Regions from separate parts of the Homo sapiens genome. Here region 1 is linked to region 2. A link is an interaction called in ENCODE POLR2A ChIA-PET data of the cell type or tissue named here. Cell type or tissue: MCF 10A. All regions are shown on one strand. Links, peaks and the distances in the headings refer to the core of each region. The heading gives the core; the rest is flanking DNA. Region 1 overlaps KDM7A (lysine demethylase 7A). Region 2 holds the start of LOC124901758 (a long non-coding RNA gene).

Region 1 (4,403 bases), core at 137-4,136, 150 kb before region 2:
CTCCCAAAGCACTGGGATTACAGGTGTGAGCCACAGTGCCTGGCCCTCTTACCAGATTGTTTTTGTTTTGTTCTATTTTTCTGTTTGTTTTTTTAATGACAGTTTATATGGTCAAAGGAAACATGGACCTTTCTATATATTTGTCTTTCAACTTCTCTATATTGCTCAATATTACATATTAAATTATATTCCTTTAAATATTTCTCATCCTTTAATAATGAGGATGCTAATTAATCAATTAACTGAAAAAATCAGTGATAATGGAAAAGAATCAAGCATTTAATTTTGCCTCTCCTACACTGTACAACTAGGTAACCAAAGACTAGATAAAAGAAAATTTTCTCTTTATAGTAGTACAAGTAACAAATCAAAAAGAAATTTTCTAATTATCAGTTATAACATTTTATAATTATAATGATAAAGGTATCATTCTGCAACTGCCATGAATGGATATTGGCATTGATCAATGGCAGCCAGCATGACAAAAAGAGAAACAACCAGACATTTTATGCCTTCTGCTTAGGTTCCTGATAGAAATCTACACCACTCTCCTGTGAAATTTTCGGGGATTTAGGGGGACCTGAATCTGATCAAGCTTCTCTAAAGCCAACTACCAATTTATAGGAAAGTGAGAAGCAAAAAGATTCTGCAGGGATGTAATCGGCAAAATCCAGAAAGTGGGAATTTTTAGGATAAACAACCACTTTGTGCAACAAAGAGTTTGCAAGGACGGGGGGAGGGTTAAAGACCTGAAAGAAAAACCTATAGATCAGGGTTTCTCAACAACAACACTATGGAGATTTTAGACTAGATCATTCTTTCTTGTGGGGGCTAACCAGTGCAGAATGTTTAGTAGCATCCCTGCCCTCTACCTACTAGCTGCTAGTAGCAACCACTCTGCCACTCCCAAATCAAAAATGTCTCTAGACATTGACTGGTGTTCCCTGGGAGACAAAAATCTCATCTAGTTGAGAACCACTGCTATGTATTAAGAAACTTACAAGATGTAGCAACTAATCACATGTGTGAACCTTATTTAGATCTTGATTCAAACAAATAGTGAAAAAAATTATGACATTTTTGAGACAACTAGAAATTTGGACAGTAGATATTAATGTTATTAAGAAACTGTTAACTATTTTTAATTATAATAAAGGTATTACAGGTTTTTAAAATTGAGGCCTTATCTTTTAGATTTACATGCTGAAATACTCACAGATATAATGATATGGTATCAGGAATTTGCTTCAAAGTAGCCAGGTAAGGGTGTAGTAATGAAACTGGCAGTGAATTGATACTCACTGAAGCAGGCTTATTGAACCTGGAAGCACAGGATACTATTCGGTCTACTTCTGCATATGTCTGGTATCTTCTCTTTAAGAAAAATTAAAAGTCAAGAAGACCATGGTGCCTGGCAACATTCGGTTGAATGATAATCAGGTGACTGATTTCCACCAACAATGCCATGTATGCTTGCTCATATACCCTCAGAAGTCCTCAAACTAATCGATTTTGAAAGGAAAATACTCACCATCTTTTTAAAAGACAAATTAAAATAAGTGAACCTCAGGATACTTTATATCCCTGGGGTTCACAAAACACAGGTTAGAAAATGCTGCTTTGGGGAAATGCCTGGATCATTAATGCTCTAGAGACTCCTATTATATACATTTACCTGCTCAGTGTTTGTTATTCTATGTCACTCATATTTGCTGATTTTCTTTTATTCTAAAAACTACCAGAGCCAGTGGTGTTTTTTAAAAATTTAGAAACAATATTTTAAAATTTAGCTACAAAGCATCCTTAAGATACAACTTAATTATCCAATAGTAAACCAAGTAGTTAGGGCTATTTTCCCACCAGGTTGTTCTTCACAGTAGCTAATGATAAGCTACACTTAAAAGTATGTTACAGTAGTCCCCTCCTTATTTGTGGTTTCACTTTCTAAGGTTTCAGGTACCAGTGGTCAGCCAAGGTCCAAAAATATTAAATGAAATATTCCAGAAACAGACAATTCTTAAGTTTTAAACTGCCTGCCGTCCTGAGCATCATGATGAAATCTTGCACCATCCCATCTAGGATGTGAATCATCCCTCTGTTAGTGTATCCAGACTGTTTTACTACCTGCCCACAAGTCTCTGAGTTATGAGATCAACTGTCGGGGTATCAATGCTTGTGTTCAGCTAACCGTTATTTTACTTAATAATGCCCCCAAAGCACAAGAGCAGTGAGGCTGGTGTGATGCTGGCAATGCAGATATGCCAAAGAGAAACCATAAAGTGCTTCCTTTAAGTGAAAAGTAAGGAAAGAAAAAAAAACAGTATGTTGAGTTCCTAAGCTCTATGGTAAGAACAATTCTATCTATAAAATTGTGAAGGAGGCAAAAGAAATTCATGCTAGTTTTGCTGCTGCACCTTAAACTGCAAAAGTTACAGCCACACTGTATACCTTTTACTACGGTACACTGTTGTAATGTTCTATTTTATTCAGTTACTGTTGTTAATCTCTTACTGTGTGCCTCATTAATAAGTTAAACTTTGTCATGGGTATGTATATATAGGCAAAAACATGGTATACTCAGAGTTCAGTACTATCCGTAGTTGCCGGCATCCACTGGGGGTCTTGGAACACATATCTCCCTCAGATAAGCGGGGACACACTACTGTATATGCATATTAATAGATCTAAGGAAGAAAACTATACGATTCTCTCCACAGATGCTGAAGGAGCCTTTGATAAAACTCAACATCCATTCATGATAAAACTACGTACATAAAATTGAGGAATACTTTTTTTTCCTTTTTTTTTTTTTTTTTTTTTTGAGGCAGGGTCTCACTGTGTCACCCAGGCTGGAGTGCACTGGTGGGATCATGGCTCACTGCAGCTTCAACCTCCCAAGCTCAAGCAATCCTCCCGCCTCAGCCTTCCAAGTAGCTGGGAATACAGGCACTCCCCACAATGCCCAGCTAATTTTTGTATTTTTTGTAGACGGAGGCTCGTCATGTTGCCCAGGCTAGTCTCAAACTCCTGGACTCACGCCATCCACCCACCTTGGCCTCCCAAAGTGCTGGGATTATAGGCATAAGCCACTGCACCTGGAGGAATACTGTCTTAATACGACAAATTAGTACTAAAGCTAGTATCTTCCTTAATGAGGAAATATTAGAGGCATTTCTACTAAAATCAGGAACAAAGCAAGCATACCCACGATCTACCACTATTCAACTCTATACGAGAGGTATAAGCCTGTGCAATTATATAAGTGAAATCAAATAGAGGCATAAGAATGGGCAAAGAAGTACTAAAACTCTCTATTTGTATATTACATATCAGTTCCCTAAGTGATAATACAACTCAAATAATTTTTTTCAGCAAAGTAGTAGAATATAAAAGTAACATTTAAAAAACAAACAATAACCAACAGCAAACAATAACCAACAGCAAACAAATGGTAAAGAAAATCTCATTTATAATACTAACAAAGAAAATTACTTAGGAATAATCTTAAAAATGTGTAAAATCTATACAAAGAAAAATTAAAAACACACCTGAAAGACACAAAAGTAGATATAAATAAAATAAATAAAAGAGGTAATACTATTCTCAGAGAGAAGGACTCAATATTATTAACATATCAGCTCTCATAAGTTTAATGTAACCCTAATAAAAATCCCAACAATGCTTTTGAATAAAATTAGACAGGTTGATACTAAAGTTCATATTAAAAAATAAATCTGCAAGAATAACCAGAAACACACTGAAAACAAATACAACAAACTAAGAGGATGGGACAGGCCTTACCAGACTTACACCATACTACAAAAGCCTCTGTAATTAAAACACTGTGGTGCTGAAACATCAAGGGACAAATCAACCAGTGGAATAAAACAGAAAGTGCTGAAACAGACCCAAGTATATACAGAATCTTTGACATATGACTATTATATATAAATATGTTTTGGCATCTGAAGTCACTGGGACAAATGGACATTTCAATAAATAGTACTGGGACAACTGGACAATTTCTTTTTATTTAGAAAAAATTCTATTTATATTTCATATTATATACAAAAATAAAATCCAAATGGATTAGTGATCCATTTAGAAGCTTAAAAAATAAAACCACACAAGTATTAGAAAAAAACACAGGAAAAAATTCTCTTTACCTTGAGGTAGAGAAAGGATTGTTAATTATGACTCAAAATCCAGAACCAATAAAAGACTAATAAATATGACTACATATTTCTTAAAAAAAATTTTGCATGGCAAAAAAATTACCATAAACAAAACCAAAAGACAACTGAAAGCTGGAAGAGAATACTTAGAACATTTACCACAAACAGCTAGTACCCCTAATATGTAAAAAGTCCTTAAATATTGAGGGACAAAGGACTAAAAGCTTG
Region 2 (4,403 bases), core at 197-4,196:
CAGTTCTAATGCATGCTACAACATGGACGAACCTTGGAAATCTTATGCTAAGTAAAATAAACCAGCCACAAAAGGACAAATATTATATGATTGCACTACGTGAAATACCTAGAATAGGCAAATTCATACAGACAGAAAGTAGATAAGAGATTACCAAGGGCTGGGGCAGGGAGGTGGGTGGAGGTGCCTAGGAGTTCTTGCTTAATGGTACAGTTTCTGCTTGGGGTGATGAAAACGTTTTGGAAACAGTGGGTGATGTTTGCACAACATTGCAAAAGTAACTAATGCCACTACATTGTACACTTAATAATGGTTAACATGGGGGCTGGGCGCGGTGGCTCATGCCTGTAATCCCAGCACTTTGGGAGGCCGAGGTGGGCACATCATGAGGTCAGGAGATCGCCAGAGGAGTTGAGTCCTGAGCAACTGCAGAGAGGGAGCCTGCTCCTAGGACTTCGTACAAATTCCAAATGGGATATATGGAGTTCTAGGGAAGGCATGTAAATTCAGTAAAACTCATTCCGACTTTAATTAAACAGCCCAGAGCACAGGTCCTATTAGTGGTGGGCTGGTTTCATCTCTTATGTGAAAGAGGTTTACTGAAAAAAGAGCAGCGTGATAGAAATCAAACACAGATCAGGGGGCTCAGCCTGACTGTGCTAACCAAGTCTGTGCCCTTTGGAATCTACGCTGAATGATGATCTCGCTGTGCCTCAGCGTCCTTGCTTCTCAATGGGGCGAAGTCTCTGTCCTATCCAGTTCATGGGATGGCTCTGATGAGAAAAATGAAAGCGATTTCCAAACATTTCACATCTAAGTGCCCCGAATTGTCCCAGGGCTGTGAATTTTACCTATCCTCTGTGCTTTACAACGTTACATAACATGTTTGAAATAAGTGGGTCGTCCACCGGGGTTTGGAATTCACTGTGATCTGGAGACCTGGTCGTATTTATTGTAAGTTTTGACTCCTGAACAAAAAGTGAAACATTATTCGCACTCAAGCTCCTCCTGTGTTCTATCCTTACGCAGGACATCATCCACACAGCACCCCATTCTTCATCTTGCATTGCTCTTTTTGGAAATAAGTATATTTGGATGTTTTGTTACTAAAGCTGCATTCTCCCCGCAGCATGCGTGCTCTGCAGCAACAGGGAAGGGAAAACAGGAACGCTCTGAAGCAGTACATTCCTGCACACCCACACAGAGCCATGGCTTCCTAGACAAGTCCCCGAACCTAGATGTCTGCAGTGTCCTGGCACGCTGCTGGTAAGTGACAGACACAGGCAGGGCTGCAAGGCTAGGAGCTCCCTCTGTGAGGGAGGAACAAGGACACTTCACAGCTTTCACTTGAGTGGATCCAAGAGAATGTTTTGTGAAAGTGGCAAAAGAGGTAAAACGGCTTTTTCGCTGCAGAAGTAAAGTGGGACACCCAGCGAGAGCCTTGCTGAGGGAAACCATGCAGCCTGTGGCCTGGCTCTGGCTGACCAGATGAAGAATGATCCCTTTCTAAGCCTATTATGGCACTAGGATGGTTTTTCAACCCATGATTGTGTTGCGGGTCAAAGCAGGGTAGCTGTGATGAGCCCCAGGCCTGGACCCACACTAGGGAGTTCAGTGTTGAGGGCAGCGGGCCACCCCCTCCCATCATGGCCAGCAATCGGTTGTGGACCAGCCAAGAGGCACGGGGGCACCTGGCCGAAAAATTATCCCCAGAGGCAAACATTTAACAGCTGTGATGTCTTAAATAAATATCATTCTTGCTGAGCAAGGGAAGAAAGAAAAGAATAAACAGAAAAGAGTGGGAGAAAGAAAGAGAACAGAATGCAGATTAGATTTAAGAGGGGCAGATACGATGATGAGGGGTGGTGTCTAGATCAGTGCAGGAGCACTGAGTAGCTCGCTGGGGCTAAGCGGGCCCCACCATCAGACCCGTCCCTAGAGCTGGCAGTGAAGATTCCCCTCTTCTCTAAACGTGCCTAGGGCTTAACGCAGAGGGGAGCCGGGAGTCCTTCAAGAAGCCACGAAGGCTTCACCCTGGCACAGACCCAGAGCAGGCACCCTTTCCTCACTGGCAGCATCCCCTGCAACATCGGCCTCCCCTCTGCTAGGCAGCCCATAGGGCCCAGGGAGGGCACAGAACCGAGCCATGGAGGAAGGGTGATGAGGAGAGGGAGCTGCCTGACTCACCCCGTCCTCAGTCACTTGGATCACGGGTGGGCAGGCCTGCAGATGATGAATCACTGAGAGCTGTGAACGCTATTCTGAGCTCTGCCAAGAACACGAGTGCTCTTGTTGGCACCCTGGCACCCTTCACAGTTTCTCTCCTTCCTTGTCTGGCTGCCAGGAGACATGCATTGTAGGAACTGGGTATCTGAGAGGTTTTTTTTTTAGCCCAACACAGAAACCATCTAACTCTTTCTATTCTTCCTGCTTCTTAACCAGTTCTTGGAAGTCACTGATTGGAAACCGGAACTGAAAGCCACCTCCTTCCCAGCCTAGCTGAGACAGCCTTGCTGAGAAGCCATTCCAGGGCAGGGCAGACCTTATGGAATTTACCAAATGAATCACCTGGCTACGTGTTTGGCTATGTGTCTGAAAGTACCCAGGAATTATGTCAGTTAAGTTCTAGATTCTATAAGGAAAAATCAGACCGGCACCTAGAGCTCTGTAACTGCACAACACATGAGTTAATTTCTCAATCTATCTGGTTCCCATACAGTCTATGAGAACTTTTATCCACTTTCATCTTTCATCCATAGAAAGAGTTAAATGCTGTACAGACTAAATCAAACCCACCACATGCTGCTGGGCTCAGCTACCAGGAATTTAAATAAGAACCTGCCTGTGTGACATTCTCACGCTCCTGTGTATTAAATTGCAAGGGGATCCACAGGGGAAAGTAAGCTGTCCTTCACCTTCTCACTGTCTTGTGTCACAAGCCCTTGGGAATGGGTATTTGGAAAAGCAAAGGTCATGCCTGTATGCTTCAGGAAGATGAGGAGAGTATACGTTCCATTCACAAACATATACTGAATATGAAGAAGGCATTTTGAGGGTTACAGAGATGGAAGCACCTCAAGGAGATTAAATCTAGTAGGAGAGATAAGAAGTGTACACAGATCATTTTAAATAACCACCAGCCAGGCGCGGTGGCTCACGCCTGTAATCCCAGCACTTTGGGAGGCCAAGGTAGGAGGAACACTTGAGGTCAGGAGTTCAAGACTAGCCTGACCAACATGGCGAAACCCCATCTCTACTAAAAATATGAAAATTAGCTGGGCGTGGTGGCGTGTGCCTGTAGTCCCAGCTACTGTGGAGGCTGAGGCAGGAGAATCACTTGAACCCGGGAGGTGGAGGTTGCAGTGAGCTGAGATCATGCTCCAGCCTGGGTGGTAGAGTGAGACTCTGTCTCAAAAAAATAAAATAAAATAAATAAGCACTGAGTCCTATGTGATATGAAAAAGAATTAACTGGTTTGGTGAAAGGCAGGATTCACAAACTGTGCCTTGAAGAATAAGCACAATTTCCACCAGGGAAGACAGAGATGATACCAAAGGTGCAGAGAACTGCCCCATTTTTCTACAAGGATGTGGGGAGATAAAATCAGAGCAGTACATGGGGTTTAGACATGCAGTGCCTTAAATGACAGGCTTAGGAGCTTGGGCTTGATCCAGTGGGTGTGGAGAACCCACAAGGTGACAGGGGTGATCCAATCAGAGCTTCCAGAAGCTTGGTCTGGCAGCTGTGGCAAGATGACTTGAAAGGAACGGAAACCAGAGATAGGGAACCAGCGTCGTAGTTCAGATGGGAACTAATAAAGGCCTGATGAGGGAAGTAACAATGAGATAGAAAAAGACACTTGTGTGTATAATGTTACGGAGATAATTAAACAGAGGCCAAATATTCACCAAATGTGAAGAAATGAAAGAAGAAGAGAAAGGCATCAAAATGATTCTGAAATACTCAAAACCACTAGAGGTGGATGTGTTTTTTCAACTGGAAAAAATGATTTGTAGCCAAATTGATGGAGAAGATTACAGTGCCATCAACAGGCATATGGACCTCAAGAGGAGAAAAAATCGGGGGATGGTTCTCCCTTGTGAGGGTGAGAGGCCATGGAGATGACCAGAACACGGTCGAAAATGCATACAAGCGTGATCAGGGCTGGAGAGAAGGATCCGGGAGTCACCCATGCAGCAGTCACAGTGGGAAGCATGGGACACAGCAAAGAAAAGCGTTCCAAAGGCAGAACTAACCAAACAAAGACCTACACTGACAGAATGGAGGAAACAGAAACAACATGGGGGAAAGCAAAAAAAACGAGCATTTATGGAGTCTCAACCGTATGCTTGTGGTAAGACATTTGCCTATGTTATCCGCAAAGTATTTCTTCCATTTTACAG

The links. ChIA-PET counts read pairs that join two places held together with the same protein. Peaks named below come from ENCODE experiments on the same cell type or tissue, not always from the same donor. Only the 100,000 strongest peaks of a DNase experiment are listed, where the experiment ranks them.
Region 1: POLR2A ChIA-PET joins it to region 2 with 6 read pairs; 15 of 35 experiments call an interaction of 5 or more read pairs at or near these places.

Annotation. Positions count from the first base shown.
Region 1 is chr7:140,163,537-140,167,939 of GRCh38, forward strand. All of the region lies in intron 1 of KDM7A (lysine demethylase 7A), which reads right to left. Among named protein-coding and RNA genes, the nearest start is that of KDM7A, 11 kb to the right of the region's middle. In MCF 10A, for the core only: no CTCF peak of the experiment used is centred there; a DNase peak (open chromatin) is centred at 2,095.
Region 2 is chr7:140,314,068-140,318,470 of GRCh38, forward strand. It overlaps LOC124901758 (a long non-coding RNA gene), which reads right to left and starts at 3,175. Exons shown (of 2, transcript XR_007060560.1): 1 at 2,188-3,175. In MCF 10A, for the core only: no CTCF peak of the experiment used is centred there; a DNase peak (open chromatin) is centred at 2,484.